Linked DNA regions of Homo sapiens: region 1 is linked to region 2. A link is an interaction called in ENCODE POLR2A ChIA-PET data of the cell type or tissue named here. Cell type or tissue: OCI-LY7. All regions are shown on one strand. Links, peaks and the distances in the headings refer to the core of each region. The heading gives the core; the rest is flanking DNA.

Region 1 (2,818 bases), core at 20-2,519, 210 kb before region 2:
CTCTGCCATGTTTCTTTTTAACTGCTACAGAGAATTCCATTTTATAAATGTACTATAACTGATTTAAACAGCTCTCTTTTTGGTAGCTTTCTAAATCCTTTTTCTTGTTCCTTCTCTCTTCCTTTCTACCTTCCTCTCTTCCTTCCTCCTTTTCGTTTTTCTTTCTTCTCTCATCCTTTTCCATTACAAACAATGCTGGGCCGAACATTCCTACAGGTGTAATCTTGCATATTTATGAATGAGTGTTTTCAGAGGTTAGACTCATCAAAGAGCTCTCATGTCAAATATGAAGCATATCTTATAAGTCAGTATAAGTCATGTTGCCTGGGAGCTTTGAGTTTTGCAAGCATACAGTTCGTTAAATAATTCATCATGGTTCTTTCCCTGTACTAAACTGGCTTCCTGCTCTCCCTTCTAGGTTTTCTGTTTTGTTTTGTTTTTATTGAATTTGACCTTTTTCAGAGCCAAAAAAGAAAAGGAAGAAAAAAGAGTCATTCACATACTTGACTCTAGAAAATGACAGAACCTTTAACTCCAGAGAAGTCAAGGAGCCTGTTTTGTCTCTAGTTTCAGTTTAGGACTTATTATCTCTTGAGTACCCTAAGTGACTCCGTAAACTTGTAGAGACCAACCTAGGAAGTCACATGGATGTCACTGCTCCATAGGTCATTGTTGTCCTTGCTAAATTCCTCTAAGAATAGTTCTGGGGGGAGACGGGCAGTGGCACGGCAGTGTTGCAGAGTTCTCCGTAGTTGGCTTCAAAGAACTCAACCCATTAATGCAGAGACGCATTTCTGGCACGAGGCACATAAATCTATATTCCTCTCTCCTCTCCTCATTTCTCTTACCTAAAAAAGTCAATACCACAGAATTTCAGAATACTATTCCCTTGTTTAGAAACCAGACTCTCCATTGCCAAGGCTTAACATGAAGCCTCAACTTTCTGGACAGAACTCAAGCTCCCCCACCAGTCTGGTTCTACACCCTCTCCCCCGCCACACCTCTCAGGCACAGCGCCACTGCTCCAAGCCGGCTTCTTCCTCCCCTGCAGAGAGGCTTCAGTTGTCCCTGCCTCATGTCTTTGTTCAGATCAGCTGTACCACGTCAACATTAGACTGTGACCTCTCAGAGTGCACATCCTTTGTCTCATATTCCATTATTTCTGGAATATACTGAGAAAATAATAACAAAATATCAAAAAGAAAGAAGGAAGAGAAAAAGAACAGGGAAAGACACAGCCCTGCGTCAAGGGGAGGACTCTCCTGAGTTCCTCTGCACCATCTCATGGCTCTCTTCTCCAGCATCCAACTCTGACCTGTGCTTTCCTTGCCTGTTTCAACTCCTCTTTCATAACTCCTCCTCTTTTTGGACTACTCTATACTCTTTATTTACCTTCCAAGTGTATGCACAGTCCCCTGACCTGGACTATAGGCCCTTCAAGGATATGGCCAATGCTTTGGGTTTCCTTCTTAGTACTCCAAGCACACACTGCCATCGGTAGTTATTGTACTAAACTGAAAATACCATCCACCACCCAACCCACTGTTCTTTGACAATTGAGATAGAAACTTGGCTATTGAGAATCTCTGTGAGATCAGAGGCCCAGGAGTAATCATTCTTACCATCTCTAGCACTAAACTTATCAAGCCACTTGTCACGTACCAACTTTTATAAACACCAATTTTCTAATCTGCAAAATGGGGATAATAATAGAATGTACTTCACCAAGTTCCAATGAGGACAGATAACTGATGTAAACACTTATAAACTATAAACACATATGACATATACAACATACAATCCCTTAAGAGTGTCTGGGTATTGAGAACTCTCCCTTGGCAAAAGCCAGCCTTCTTTTTATCCCACCTTCCACAAGGAACTGAGGTCTCTTTCCCCAAGGCCCAGTACAAGGAAAATGCAGTGAATAGAGCTACCCACTGGGCAGCAGCGCAGAGTTCAAAACGGATTTTATTTGCTAGGTATGGGCATGACAAGTACAGGGAAGAAATAGAAATATTTAGGTATCAGTTTCCTAGTCGCTGACATCTAAAACTACTTTAAAAGTCAAGAGGAGCTAAGGAAACTTCAGAAGCTAATCTATGTACTGAGATTTTGCAAATGTTTATTCCCCTTTGGAGGGCTGCCTACCGGTGGAAGAGCAGGTAGACATGCCTTGGGTGAGGAACTTCCAAATAGGAGTGGAGAAGCATGGAAATTTTTGAAGTATACAGCCAAAAGATACATCTCCTTTTGTTTCAAGTGAAGTGGCAGACACACTTTTTTAATCCCCTTGGAGCTGAGATTTTCAATGTATGGAATCGACGTGTCTTAGAGCTTGAAAAGGAATGCGTAATTTACAATCAAGTTCAATGCCTCATCTAACAAACAGGGAAATGAACACCCAGAGGGTGACCTTGTGCAAATGACCCAGTGCTAGCAGAGTCTAGACAGAAGCTTAGGTCACCTGTCTCCCCAGGCTGTGGTCGTCCAGGCCACCCGGGCCATGTCTAAATAGGTGACTTTTAAAGAAATAAGACTAAAGTGAACTTACCAAGACATAGTGCCCTGGACTCATGGGAACTAACAGAAACTTTCCCATTCAGCAGCTAGGTATTTATCTAATGATCTCGAAGGCAATCTATATGTGCAAACTTGCCTAGGATGTTAGGGGAAAAAATAGCAGTGGCCTAAACCATTGGAATCCCCGTTTCGGATAGAGATTAGGCAACAAGGAGATTTAGCCAGATTGCTTCAGGAAGGTTTTCTTGCCCAGATATAATACATAAAATAAACCTCTCATTCAGAAGATCTTCGGTTT
Region 2 (2,818 bases), core at 223-2,722:
GAAATGGAATTTAGAAGCCATTCTGGGTGCTAGCCATATTCATTGCTAGAGATTAAGTACATTATCATTTCATACTGATGCTTTTAATGTGAAATTCAAGACTGTAAACTCAAATTGCAACTTTTTCCTTTAACTATTTATAATGAATAGATATAGGCATTTTATATAGCAAAACCAGACAGAAATTTTATAACATAAATTTATTCATTCATATATTTCACTCTGTTGTATGTTATGTGCAATACTGGACAGGGTCGAGAGAAATTAGACACAAAATGTTTTCACCAAGGCCTTTTGCTCTATCTGCTCCAAGCTTCTAACAACGTGCCTTTCTGCCCTTCGTCCCCGTACATTCTTTACATGTCTTCAGCTCTGATAAATTCAGCAGAATGAAATTTATCGTGACTTCTTCCCTGAACTGCAGGCCAGAATGGGCAACTTCATGTATAAATTTACATGTGGATATTCTTCTCAGGTATTTTAAACTCAGTATATCCAAAATTGAAACATTTCTTTCCCCATCATCAACCCCTATCGAAACCAGCTCTTCTTTTGTCTTGTTTGGTGAAAACAAAGTTAGAGATAAAACCATCTGACTCTTTTAGCTACTGTTCCACCCACCCTTAGTACAAAATCATGCCTAGGTGGTTTTCCATTCTAAATATTTCTCAGATGCATTTTCTTTATCCTCACTGCTGCCACCAAGAAATCTTCTTAAAAGGCAGATAGGACTCTTCTACTCCCATGTGGCTACCTGTACTTTTTGAAGAAGATTGTAGGTCTGAAGCTTGGTATAAACATAAGTGGTCTTGAACCAAATAATTTTCTGGCCTCAGTTTCCTCATCTGTAAAATCAGGGTATTATAATGTAAACTCATGTGAGATAGCATATCTAAAGCCCCTAGTGTTCTATCTGGAGCATAGTTGATAAAAGCCAATACAGACAAGTTTATGTATAAATTTCCACCTGGATATTCCTCTTACAGGCATCTTAAACTTATATGCCCCTCTCCTTAACCTTTTCTGTCCTTCATGGGTTTTAATTAGAATATAAGCTGCGAGTGAGTGATCTCAGTTCAGTTTTAGCATAATTAAAACCTGGTTAGTATCTTTTGAAAGTTAGCTTCCAGTTTTGAGATGTGGCTGCATATTTAAATAGATACATTCTTTCAAATATCAACTTTTCCCATCCAACTAAAATTACTTCCAAGGTTAACAGTCTCATTACTTTCTCTTTCATCATGTTAAGCAGCCACGTCACTTTATATGCTAAGAGCTACTTCGTTTTAATCTCAAATCTTCTGATAATTTTTATCAGCTAATCTATATATCAAAATACAGGTTTTTAAAATGCTGTGAAAAATAGACATTTTAAAATTTGATCTACATTTAATTTTTGTTCACACTTTTTCTAGTGTGAATAAATAGCTAACGTTTATTGAATGCTTGCTTTATGCCAGGAATTGTGCTAATTTAATCCTCTTGGCTATCTTGGAAGTATAATTTCTATGATTCCTGTTTTTCAGATGAGAAAAAAAACAGAAGCATCATTAGAGAGGTGAACAACTTGACTCAGATTTAATGCCTGGCTGGTAAATGGGGAAGTGAAAATTTAAAACCTAAGATTTGTCTAACTTAAACCAATCTACTTTATCAACTAGGCTGTATACCTTATTTGGCAAAATTGTTTCAACCCAACTGTAAAAAAAAATTGTAGGTTCTTTTTTGTATTCCCTTAAATTATATGTTGTTTAGCAACATACCACTTTCACAAGAATGTGTGATAGCAGTATTTCATCAGTAATTTGGAATAAAATGGGTGGGAAGTAAACTTCCTGAATTACTGAATAGTTCAAATTGCAAACTGCTACAAGTACATTTTTATTACTTGTAAATGCTGCACAAAGTCTAAATTAGTAATTGTAGTTAATACTGATCTTTACTCAAGAATTTTAAATGACCTCCAAATTAAACTTATAACTACACATATACATATTCATCTACACACAGAGATAAATGAGATTAATTAATTAATTATTTAGTGGAGTTTCACTCTTTTTGCCCAGGCTGGAGTGCAATAGTGTGATCTCGGCTCACTGCAATCTCCACCTCCCGGGTTCAAGTGATTCACCTGCCTCAGCCTCCCGACTAGCTAGGATTACAGGCACACACCACCACTCCCAGCTAATTTTGTATTTTTAGTAGAGATGGGGTTTCACCATGTTGGCCAGGCTGGTCTTGACCCCTGACCTCAGGTGATCCACCCGCTTTGGCCTCCCAAAGTGCTGGGATTACAGGCATGAGCCACCGTGCCTGGCGAGATTTTTTTTTTTTTAAAGAGACTTGGCTAACTTATAAAAACTTCAGGTTATACCTTGTGGTTTCTCAACTGTCCATATTATGTATGACATTTTCTTTTTTTCTCTCTCTCTCTCTCTTAAAATTTGAGGCCGAGCGTGATGGCTCACACCTGTAATCCCAGCGCTTTGGGAGGCTGAGTCAGGTGGATCACATGAGGTCAGGAGTTCGAGACCAGCCTGGCCAACATGGTGAAACCCCATCTCTACTAAAATTACAAAAAATTAGCCAGGTGTAGTGTCTGGCGACTGTATTCGCAACTACTCAGGAGGCTGAAGCAGGAGAATTGCTTGAACCCGGGAGGCGGAGGTTGCAGTGAGCCAAGATAGTGCCACTGTACTCCAGCCTGGGTGACAGAGTGAGACTCTGTCTCAAAATAAAATAAAATAAAATTTGAGACAGGGTCTTGCTGTGTTGCCCAGGTTGGAGTCAAGGGCTCTTCCCACCTTAACTTCCTGAG

The links. ChIA-PET counts read pairs that join two places held together with the same protein. Peaks named below come from ENCODE experiments on the same cell type or tissue, not always from the same donor. Only the 100,000 strongest peaks of a DNase experiment are listed, where the experiment ranks them.
Region 1: POLR2A ChIA-PET joins it to region 2 with 11 read pairs; 2 of 35 experiments call an interaction of 5 or more read pairs at or near these places.

What each region holds. Positions count from the first base shown.
Region 1 is chr11:130,481,557-130,484,374 of GRCh38, reverse strand. No RefSeq gene overlaps it. Among named protein-coding and RNA genes, the nearest start is that of ADAMTS15, 34 kb to the right of the region's middle. In OCI-LY7, for the core only: no CTCF peak of the experiment used is centred there; no DNase peak of the experiment used is centred there.
Region 2 is chr11:130,268,510-130,271,327 of GRCh38, reverse strand. All of the region lies in intron 1 of ZBTB44 (zinc finger and BTB domain containing 44), which reads left to right. Among named protein-coding and RNA genes, the nearest start is that of ZBTB44, 45 kb to the left of the region's middle. In OCI-LY7, for the core only: no CTCF peak of the experiment used is centred there; a DNase peak (open chromatin) is centred at 1,587; H3K27ac peaks cover 438 bases.